Regions from separate parts of the Homo sapiens genome. Here all the other regions are linked to region 3. The links are chromatin contacts, found by Hi-C or POLR2A ChIA-PET in ENCODE. All regions are on one chromosome and are shown on one strand. The core of a region is the stretch at or near the end of the contact, and the rest is flanking DNA. Distances in the headings are between cores, read along the strand shown. Region 1 overlaps MAP6 (microtubule associated protein 6). Region 2 holds the start of MAP6-AS1 (MAP6 antisense RNA 1). Region 3 holds the start of MAP6 (microtubule associated protein 6).

The links. A loop is a pair of places that touch in the nucleus more often than their neighbours do. ChIA-PET counts read pairs that join two places held with the same protein, here RNA polymerase II (POLR2A). Pooled maps may share reads with other maps.
Region 1: a map of ascending aorta shows a loop between it and region 3 (5-fold over the local background). The contact joins the enhancer-like site here to the promoter of MAP6 in region 3. A Hi-C loop is called at or near these places in 12 of 168 maps with a recorded cell type or tissue (A673, Caco-2, IMR-90 and 9 more) and 14 of 50 pooled maps. POLR2A ChIA-PET finds 5 or more read pairs at or near these places in 3 of 52 experiments (OCI-LY7, PC-9 and Panc1).
Region 2: a loop to region 3 is called in a map of IMR-90, with 5 times the contacts of the local background. The contact joins the promoter of MAP6-AS1 here to the promoter of MAP6 in region 3. A Hi-C loop is called at or near these places in 21 of 168 maps with a recorded cell type or tissue (A673, Caco-2, IMR-90 and 15 more) and 25 of 50 pooled maps. POLR2A ChIA-PET finds 5 or more read pairs at or near these places in 8 of 52 experiments (A673, AG04450, GM10248 and 4 more).

Annotation. Positions count from the first base shown.
Region 1 is chr11:75,603,031-75,606,625 of GRCh38, reverse strand. MAP6 (microtubule associated protein 6) reads left to right here. Exons shown (of 4, transcript NM_033063.2): 3 at 622-818. Among named protein-coding and RNA genes, the nearest start is that of MAP6-AS1, 22 kb to the right of the region's middle. Within about 2 kb of position 2,177, at least 4 of the 41 ENCODE cell types and tissues checked have a DNase peak (open chromatin) inside an H3K27ac peak, as active enhancers do; they include PC-3, ascending aorta and endothelial cell of umbilical vein, where a contact is called at or near this core.
Region 2 is chr11:75,581,756-75,585,505 of GRCh38, reverse strand. It overlaps MAP6-AS1 (MAP6 antisense RNA 1), which reads right to left and starts at 2,310. Exons shown (of 2, transcript NR_145823.1): 1 at 2,225-2,310. RefSeq lists an enhancer at 697-1,276 and silencers at 2,023-2,172, 2,183-2,292.
Region 3 is chr11:75,667,305-75,670,795 of GRCh38, reverse strand. MAP6 (microtubule associated protein 6) reads left to right here and starts at 1,758. Exons shown (of 4, transcript NM_033063.2): 1 at 1,758-3,331. The coding sequence starts at 2,427.

The DNA.
Region 1 (3,595 bases), core at 928-3,427, 65 kb after region 3:
ACAGGGGAAGCCAGCGGGTGCTGCAGCGACCCACCGCCCCAGAACATCTGCATCTTACATCAACAAAGGTTTATTTCTCATTAATATCCATTGTGGGTTGGCTGCCACTCTAACCCTCGTTGCCTCTCCATCTGGGTCTTGGGTGGCAGAGCAGCCTGTCTCTGTGGCAGAGGAAAAGAGAGCACTGGGCAGCACAGGCTGACTCTCAAATTTTCCGCCTGAAGGTGACCCAAGTCACTGCTCACATTTCATTGACTAAAGCAAAATCCTATGCCTGTGGGTGAGTTGAGCAACGTGATGAGGTGTTAACTTCCTACAGGGAGGGGCTCAAATATTGCCCAACAGTGGTATGGCCCACTGCCTGGGGTGGTCGGTGGAAGGCTGGCAGGACAAGGGAGACCACGTGGCCAGTGGGTGCTGCCAAAGTGACGGAACAGGGAGTTCAGACGGGAGATGCCGAATGCCCTAATGTCCTTGGGAACACCTTATGCACTGTGCTCCACCTGAGCCAACCTCTGTCATTACCGTCATTCCTTAATTAACCATATCTTTTCTCTCTAAATTCCTTCCCACGCCCCACCTTTTTGTGTTTCTGTATTTGCGGTCTGTCTCTCCGTACAGGTGGAAAAACCTAGTGTTCAGAGTTCCAAACCAAAAAAGACCTCAGCGAGCCATAAGCCCACGAGGAAGGCCAAAGACAAGCAGGCGGTGTCAGGCCAGGCTGCCAAGAAAAAGAGCGCGGAGGGCCCGAGTACCACCAAGCCAGACGACAAGGAGCAAAGCAAAGAGATGAACAATAAACTGGCTGAGGCGAAAGAGTAAATTTCCCTGCACTTTCCTTTTACTCTTCTCTCTCTCTCCCTCCCCCCAACTTTTTTTTTTTAAACCAACAAACCAAAAAAGGCCACAAAATTAATTAGAGGCTTCTCATCTGCCTTGGTCCTGAGTGTTCCAGGAGCTCTTTGGTTTGGCTTCTTTTGATGGAAGAATCCTGCTTCACAGACTGAGTGGCAGGCCTCCTCCTGAGGGCAGCCCCTGGAGCACCAGGAAGCGTTGCCGCTGGCTGTGCCCTCCCCTGGCACTCTGACTGCATGCTGATGAGCAAGGCAGGCAGGTCTGAGAGGCGAAACGAATCTCCCGGCAGTGCTTGGAAGTGTCTGTGGGGTCTCCTCCTCCCAGATCCCCAAGATCTGTGTCACTGGTCGATTTTGAACTTTAGGTACATGTGTTCTTTTCAAAAATTCAGAGAATCGTCATGTGCCACAGAAGCTCAGCCTGGGCTTCAGCAATTGACAAAATTTGAAGAAATATTAAACAAAAATAACAAAAAAAGAAACAACCTTGGCCTTAATGTCAATAAAAGGGAGTTGTGTCTGTTAAGTGGTCTTTTCATAGAATCGTCCATTAGAAATGTGTGCCTGTGTTTAGCTTCCTATCAGTGGGCTTTAAATTGTATACCGAGTCATAGATACGCCACTGATAACTAAAACTAGATCAGGGCTGGTGAAGAAGGTTAGGTGTTTTAGGTACATTCCAGCTGTCATAGGAAGATCACAGAAATGAGGAGGCTGTTTTCCTCTGATTCTCCTCGGCCGACCACCTGTCCAATGCTGCTGGTTTCGCAGAGCGACCGGTTGGAGATGTCTGAGGAAGAAAGTTCAAGGTGTAGGGATAGTGTGTTTGGAATTTGACTTTCCATTTCTGAGACCCAAGGGGGCGTAGATGTAGTGGCAAGTGTGGCGATGTTTACTCTCCCTTCCTGAACCGCTCTGGTCTGCTCCTCAGAGAGGGCAGCGGTGCCAGGCCTCAGGTCAGGGAGAATGTCTGTGACTTAGCTGCAGACTAGGAGACTGCCCTGCTAACTAATTAGCAAGCAGCTTTGACCTCATTAATATATAAAAGCAGCTCTCAGTATATTCCGTGTCGTGTGTGTGTGTGGCCAAAGCCCCCAAGGGTGGCAAGTGCCACCTTCGCTGTGCTAGAGTTGTGTTGTAGGAATTAGTCAGGGAGTTGTTGTGAAAAAAAAAACCCCAGTGCTTGTGAGGGAACTCAAAATAGTTACCAGAAAAATAATATTTGCCAATATGACGTGTATATTGCTCAGCACACTCTGTATCTCCTGTCCTTAAAATCCTCTTGTCCCCGGCATTCTGACACACTGGGCTGCCGTCCGGTGTCAAGCCCCGGCGCAGGCTTGCTCTTCTTTTACAATGAAAGGGGTGAAGAGTGAGGGTCTCACAGTTCCTTACCTCAAAGTCCCTTTAGGTCCTTCTGGTTTGGAGGAAGTGGAGCCTCCACGAACTCTCTCTTACTCCGACCATTCAGGCAGCAAAGTCTCTGCTTACATCATTTTGGTTGTCACCTTGGGGCTGAGTGAGAAGTCTTTTGTAAATTAATTCGGCGTGTGCTACATGAGCCATAATTATTAACAGAACAGGAATATCAGAAACGAAGTTGTTGATCAGGCCCACTGCGACCTTCCTTTCTATCTCAGGGTTTAAAACTGTGAGGAAGGAGAAGTATGAAGGAAGGTAGAAAATGCTGGTGGGTCTCCGTGTTTATGAGTCACAGATTTTGAAAGCTATCAGGAAATGACTAGAGTGGATCCTGGCACTGATTCCAACTCTTTGCCAGCTAATCTTAACATTTAGCAGAAAGCTCTAGCAACATGATCTTAATTGTATCCAGAGGATTTGCCAATGTATGTTCAGTCTCTCAAGATTTGGCATTAGTCAGACATGTTGATGCTAGCCACAATTTGGATTTCTCCATAGAATAATCATTTATTTTTGCAGATCAAATAAATCAGAGTTTACAATGCACAGGGGATCATTTATTTAGCATTCCCTTGCTAGAAGCCCGTGTGCCAGGCACTGTGCTAGGCGTGGTGGGCAGTATAAAGAAATCTGTCTCCACAGCCACACAACCAGAGGGTGCACATGACTTGATCCCTATGACCAAGTCAAGTTGGTGTTGCCCAAATCGCAGTTTGACATAAGGGTCCCACAGGCTTCCCCACCCCCCGCCCCCACTCACTGCCCCAGGGACCAACTTCCTACCCTCACCCAAGGCTTTAGAGGACCTGTAGCATGTCTTTTTCAACCTGTCAGTATCCCCTTCTGCTTAACACACCCACTGAGAAAACCCTGTTTGTAGTTCACTTTGACTCTTGAATGTGTCACTTTACTGGCAAGAGACTTCCTTTGATTTCTACTGTTTACAAATAAAACTCAGCCAGTCTCATTCTATATCCCAAACGTACTGAATGAAACTGATTTTGGTTCCACAAGCAGTGTTTGGGTGTTGCCTTCCTGAAGGTGACCAAGCTTCCAAAGCTCGTCCCACTGGCCTCTGTACATTTCCCTGTGGTTCTCCGTCCTTCCCTGGCGAGGGAGCTGGGACTGAAGCTTTCCCGCTGTTTCCCTGCCTGCAAAAGCAGCCCCAAGAGCTGCGCATTGGCTTCCCTCAGCAATCTGTCCTGTCTGTGCTCCCATTCGGTCCACATAGCTTTCTTTGCCTCTCTGAGGCAGACAGGAAGTGTCTAATTACGATTTTGTGGCCTGGGTTTTGTTGCATACCACAGATTGTCTATGTA
Region 2 (3,750 bases), core at 1,061-3,560, 86 kb after region 3:
GAGGAACAGCCACAGCCAGGCTGTGGGGAGGACGGCTGGGAGCTGCCAGCGGGCCTGGGGCTCAGCCTCAGTCAAAGATGGGTCCGGCCGGGATGCCACTGGCAGGGGCCGCAAGGCCATATTACAGCCTCCCTTTCAAAGCCCAGAGCCCCCAAGAAGCTAGGGTGGAGGCTCCACCAGTTGCCCCCACCAAAGCTGGCTCCCAAGGAATACTGCTATCCCTTTCAAAGGAGCTCAGCTCAGTTCTTACAGGAAAATCATCAGAGGAAATACAGTATGGAGGACACCCAAATAGTCTAGTTTTCTAAGCAAGCCTTCCCCATCCAACTGGCCCCAAGCCTGCCTCCTCACCCCGTTCCCAACAGCACTAGGGTTTTGTCTATACACACACAAACACACACACACACACACACAGAGAAAGAGAGAGAGAGACGTTTCTTCACAGTGAGGTTGGCTTTTTTTGGCCCAACACAAAAGTAGCCCTCAGAGCTTGCTGCCATATGAGCTCCAATAGTCAGAAACCTGAAGATAAGACAAGGCCACATTGAGGCTAAAGAATTGCGTGTGAAGGTCGGGCTCGATGGCTCACGGCTGTAATCCCAGGACTTTGGGAGGCCGAGGTGGGTGGATTATTTGAGGTCAGGAGTTCAAGAGCAGCCTGACCAACATGGTGAAACCCTGTCTCTACTAAATATACCAAAATTAGCTGGGTGTAGTGGCAGGCACCTGTAATCCCAGCTACTTGGGAGGCTAAGGCACGAGAATCGCTTGAACCTGGGAGGCAGAGATTGCAGTGAGCTGAGATCTAGCCACTGCACTCCAGCCCGGGCGATAGAGCGAGACTCTGTCTCAAAAAAAAAAATCGCATGTGGACACCTTCCTCCTCCTCCCAGTCCTTCCTCTGACCCACACACCAGGTCCCATGACACACACGTTTCCACAGGCCAAGCGAACCGTGGCGCCATCTCTGAGAAGCAGAACAAGGTTTCCCTGAGGGCCTCCGAGACACCCGGGGGCAGATGTCCAGGCCACTGGCTACCAAGGCTTGACCTCTGAAGAGACGTCTGGAAACAGGGCCTGGTAGTCAGCTGCCCTGGGGCTGGGGGGAGGATGGTCACAAGCCCCACATGAAGGACGCTGCGCTCCCTCAGAGAGTGTCAGAATGGAAAGAGATGTGGGTCCTGTTCCAAGCGTTGCGGACTTAAGAGGTCAGAGAGAATCGCCCAGAAAAAGTTCAGAGGGGCTGGCCCGGAGCTGTAAGGAGGAACCAGGGAACTGTGGTGCCCGGAGTGATTCAATCAGGAGACAGTGAGGCCGGGTCGAAAGCTGGGAGGGCCGGCGCAGATGAGGACTGAGGGGTGGCCGCTAGATCTGGCAGTTTCTGCTATGAGCCCAGAGCCAGCCCCTCAACATCTTCATTTGCAAGCCGGTCCTGACGCACAGAGCAGCGCCTCTGAGCTGCAGGCCTTCCCAGCTCAGTCCAGTCCAGCCCTCCACTACCCAGAAAGAAGGCCCAGTGCGGGAGGAGGGGCTCTGGGTCCCCATCTTGGGGTGGGGCAGGGAGGGCGGGGGCGCACCCGACTCTCCTGGCCCTTCTTACAAGCAGGCTTCACTCGAGGCCTAGCTCCTCCCTGCGGCAGCCACTTCCCAGTCTCCCGCGGCGTCCCCTTCCCCACCTCTCCCTCCTCCCTCCTCTCCTTCTTCCTCCCAGCTGCGGGAACTCACAAAGCAGGGGCGACCGCAACCCCGCAGTCCGCGGGCTCCCGCGCCCCTGCTGCAGCCGCCCGGGGAGGGGAGAGGACGGCCCCGCGGCGCCGCAGAAAGGGCGCCCCTACGCCGCGAGGGGCAGGGAGTCGGGGGGTCTCTGGAATGGGAGGCTCCCCACCCGGCCCAGAGGCAAAGGCGACCCGCTGAAACTGGATGGGCCGGCGGCGGAACTCCGACCCGAGAGTCCCACTCCGAAGATGCCCAGGCTCGGGAGGGCGTCTCCGCCCACAGAGCCCCGCTACCAGGGCTCTCGGCTCGGAAACAGCAGCCCCCGTCCCCGCGCACTCGCACAGCCCCCCGCCTGCAGGCTCATCTCCGGCCCCGCCCCGGGCTCCGGGCTCCGCCGCCCGTGCAGCCTGGCCCCGCGAGACCTCGGGACGCGGGATCGGGCCGGTGGGAAGGATAGTGCCCTGGCGAGGGTGGGCGAAAGAGGCCCCGGTATCTGCGCTCTGCCTACCCGCTTTGGGCCGCTAGAAGGCCTGGCTGGGAGACCCTTTCCGGGAGCTGGGCCGAGGCCTCTCTGGAGTCCCCGGTGGCTGGTCTGGGGAAAGGCCGCGATGTTAGTCCTCACACAATGGACCCCACCCGTGATACCTGCCGACGCCCCACACGGCCTAGGCACCTTGTGCCATATTGGGGGAGCGGGGAGACGGTCTATGTGGACAAGGGACAGGAGCCAACTCGGACTGGAGCGACACTTTCGGGAGTCTGTGCCGCTGAGTGGATGGATGGTCTAGAGGAAGTGGGTGGGAATGCACTCGGGTTGACCCAGTTCTCAGCCAGAAACCGGGAAATCCTTTTCAGTACCAGTCTCCGACCCTCAGCTTCCAAACTATCAGTAAGACCTGCCTGGCCTTCCTGCTAAATAGCAAATTTGCCCACTTTTCACTATCTCTATGGCCACCCCCTCTTACCTCACCCATCTCACAATTTGTAATTCAGTCTATGCATCACAGCATGGCACTCAGGTGTAAGAAATGCCACGTCTTTATTTTGGTAAATCTAATTAAATAGACTGGGAGCCCCCTTCTCTCGTTGCCACGGTTGACAGGAAATCTGATATTAGTCATTTTCCTGGAGCCTCATCCTGTCTTTGGGGCTTATCACAATTCCAGGAGGTTCAGGCCATCCTGAGAAGAATCACTATGGCTTCCCTGAGCCCAAGCCGGGGGGCTGGCAGCCCCTCTCCCTCTCCCTAGGGCTTGGCTGGGGACCTCCCAAAGCCTGCCCAGGTTGTGGTATTTCTGCCCAGTTTGCCCAGGCATTCCTATAGCTTCCACATCTGAGCCCATCCCTCAGAGGCCCTGCAACCCAGCCCGCAGGCGCGTGGCCCTTTCTGCACACCTTCATTCCCGGAGGGAAGCCACTCCATCCCTCATCCATCAAAGCACCTGCACTTTCACTCCCTCTCCACCTTGGGCCATCAGTTCAACATCCTCTGCTGGGTGTGGTGGTGCATGCCTGTAGTTCCAGCTATTTCGGAGGCTGAGGCTTGAACCCAGGAGCTCAAGGCTGCAGTGAGCTCTGATCATTCTACTGTGCTCAAGAGCCCATCTCTTGAAGTGGGGGGAAAAGGGGAAAAATCCTCTACGGCGTTTATTCTGGTTCTGGGTGGGCCAGGGCTTCACTGTTTTACATTCCCACCCACAGTGTAGGAGGGTTCCAGTTTCTCCACATCCTTACCAACACTTGTTATTGTCCATCTTTTTCATGTAGCAGTAATTTCTTTGGCTTGTTCCAGAATCTTACATTTTTTTCTTACATAAAAATTGGTATCTAATAAATATGAGTAGATCTCTATTGTTGTGTGGATTAATGGGAATCCAGGAAACAGCTTGTTTTGGCAGGAGGATGGACTCAATTTGGTGTCCAGACTTCTGGACATGGTGGTCTGAGACTGGGAAAAGGGTCTGAGCTGAAGGCGGAGATGCAGACCTCATTGAAATGTGAGCCTCGCCAACCCACAGAAGGTAAAAAGGCTAT
Region 3 (3,491 bases), core at 509-3,008:
ACACATACATGACTTTCTCTCCCTGAAACACCAATGCTCCCAGCTTAACTGATACTGAAAACTCTGCCTATATTGGAGGGGAAAAGAGCTGAAGTCCAGTGGATGTAGCTAGTGGAGGAGTGCAGGAGACATAAATGGAGAGATAGCAAAGACAGAACAAAAGTTACTTGGAGGAACAAGAGGTCTCCTGGAGAAGGTGTCCAAGTGGCTTCTTAGGACACTCCACTTATGGGTCTTCTGGGTGGGCCTTTTGGATACTAATAGCTACCATTTATTGAGCCATTGCCATATGCCAGATGTTGTGGTAAGCATTTTTAGTGCATTATCTCATTTTAATTCTCAGAACAACCTTGCAAGTTCAGTATTGGTACCCCCATTCATAGATGAAACTGAAGGTCAGAAGATTGCAGTGATTTGCCCACTGCCATACAGTTAAGAGCTACAAAAGCCAGGATTTGAATCTCTGCAGATTAGATTTGACTCAAAGCTTCTGCCCTGGGTCCTTCGCTATCCTCACAAAACCACTTTTTTTTTCTTTTTGAGATGGAGTTTTGCTCTTGTCACCCAGGCTGGAGTGCAATGGCACTATCTCGGCTCACTGCAACCTCCACCTCCTAGGTTCAAGCGATTCTCCTGCCTCAGCCTCCTGAGTAGCTGGGATTACAGGCACGCACCATCATGCCCAGCTAATTTTTGTATTTTTAGTAGAGACAGGGTTTCACCATGTTGGCCAGGGTGGTCTTGAACTCCCAACCTCAGGTGATCCACCGGCCTCAGCTTACCAAAGTGCTGGGATTACAAGTGTGAGCCACGACGCCCGGCCCACAAAACCATTTTTGAGGCAGGTAGTATTTCCTCCATTCTACAGATGAGGAGACTGAAACACAGGGATGACTCAACTTGCCCAAGTGGCACAGAGAGTAGCAGAGCCAAACCAGGTCTTTCGGACTTCAAAATCTCTTCTGCTTTGAAGATAGAAGAAGAGCAACGGCGAGGAGTGAGAACGTGCCAGAAGGCCCCTGCAGGCCAGGCACTGCCGTTTCCTAGGGCACAGGTCCTACCTACTCCCAACCTCCACAATTAAGCCACTTTCCAGAATTTTCTTTTCTCTACCTCTGCCCCAGTGTGGCACCTGAACTGAACAGGGACTGGGCGGTTCTTGGGGGAGTCTAAAACATACCTTCGCAAAGATTCCCTAGGAAAGGAACATCCAGGGCACCACCAGCCCTGGTGCTCCCATTCCGACACATCTGAGCAAGGCCTGTGCGTAAGACTGGCAAGTGCTTGAACCAGGAGGCAACCAAACTGGGCTCAAACACAGCCCGCCGGTTTTGACCAATTCCAGCAGCTCCCCTTTTCAAAGCATCTATTCTGGGACAGACATTTCACTAGGAGTTTCCTCCATGTTTTAAAATTTAATAGCACCCCCCCCCCCCATTGGCCCTATTTTACAAAAGAGGAGCCTCCGACTCCTGGGGATGAAGCGACAAGCACAAGGACAGAAAGTCCTCACGAGCTTGGGACTTGAACCCACTACGTCCCCAGATTCTGCTGTTGCCCGGGAGTAGAGGAGGGAGGAGCTGCCAGGGCGGAGGGTGGTGGGGAGGGAAGGCAAGCTCCCAGCAGCGCAAGCTGACGACAGCAGGTGTTTTTGTTTTGTTTTGTTTTTTTCTGCAGCACTCTTTCAGTCAGCATCGTTCCTGGATTTTTTTCTCACTGCTGAGCAGCATAAAAGGGTGGGGCCGCTTCCCTGCAGCAGAGGCAGAGGCGGCGGCGGCAGCGGCTGCAGCATCATTCGCGGGCAGCGGCGGAGACCGAGAGCTGCAGAAAAGGGTGGGGTCGCTTCCCAGGAGAAGAGGCGGTGGCGGCGGCGGCTGCGGCATCCTCGCGGGCAGCGGCGGAGGCAGCAATGCTCGGTCTCCGCTGGAGGTGATGGCCTCCCAGCCCTGCTAGGTGGCCGGCTGCACTAGGACGCCGGCAGGAAGGAGACTCGAGCCCGGTCCGCGGACCCTGCGGCCACACCGCCCGGCCCCTCCTCTGCGCCATGGCTTAAGCCTGTAGCCACCTCTCCTCACGTCGCCTCGCTCGACCGAGGTCTGTGCGCCGCCGCAGCCGCAGGGAGGGGCGCGTCCCAGACACCCTCGCCGGGGACTCGGGAACGCCGTGCGTCTCACCCTTCGGCGCTCGCAGCAGACTGCGCTCCCAAAGGCGTTTGCGACCGGTAATCGAGGGACTCTACAGACTCTCCTAGGACAGCTCTCCCCGGGTGCTCGCTGAGGGAGGAGGGCGAACTAGCTCCGGCTGATCGGGGGTAGAAAACGGTGGGAACCACATTGGCCGGTCAGGATCGGAGGCTGAAGGAAGATTATAGAGACTTGCTTTAGAACCACAAGAAGAAAGAGGAGGCCGGCTTTTCAGCTAGCATCATGGCGTGGCCGTGCATCACGAGGGCCTGCTGCATCGCCCGCTTCTGGAACCAGTTGGACAAAGCGGACATCGCTGTGCCGCTGGTTTTCACCAAGTACTCGGAGGCCACCGAGCACCCGGGCGCCCCGCCGCAGCCACCGCCGCCGCAGCAGCAGGCGCAGCCGGCGCTCGCGCCCCCCTCGGCGCGCGCGGTTGCCATAGAGACGCAGCCAGCCCAGGGCGAGTTGGATGCAGTTGCCCGGGCAACGGGGCCAGCGCCTGGGCCTACCGGCGAGCGCGAGCCGGCGGCGGGCCCCGGCCGGAGCGGGCCGGGCCCGGGCCTGGGCTCCGGCTCCACCTCCGGCCCCGCGGACTCGGTGATGCGGCAGGATTACCGAGCCTGGAAGGTGCAGCGGCCCGAGCCCAGCTGCCGGCCGCGCAGCGAATACCAGCCCTCCGACGCTCCCTTCGAGCGCGAGACCCAGTACCAGAAGGACTTCCGCGCCTGGCCGCTGCCGCGCCGCGGGGACCACCCGTGGATCCCCAAGCCCGTGCAGATCTCTGCGGCCTCCCAGGCGTCGGCGCCCATTCTCGGGGCGCCCAAGCGCCGGCCGCAGAGCCAGGAGCGCTGGCCAGTGCAGGCCGCCGCTGAGGCCCGGGAGCAGGAGGCGGCCCCCGGCGGAGCGGGTGGCCTGGCGGCCGGAAAGGCGTCCGGGGCGGACGAGCGCGACACGCGCAGGAAGGCCGGGCCTGCCTGGATTGTGCGCCGCGCCGAGGGCCTGGGGCACGAGCAGACGCCGCTGCCCGCGGCCCAGGCCCAGGTCCAGGCCACCGGCCCCGAGGCTGGCAGGGGGCGCGCCGCGGCGGACGCCCTCAACCGGCAAATCCGCGAGGAGGTGGCGAGTGCAGTGAGCAGCTCCTACAGGTGAGACGCGGCCGCTGCTAGCGCGGGGGAGTCACCACGCAGACCCTCCCCGCGGGCTGCCCGGGGCCCAGGATCCCCAGCGCAGGCCTAGCGTGCAGCCTCCCTCCAGTCCCAGGCCACACCCTCTCCCCAGCCGCCTCCCAGGCCACCTCCTGTCGAA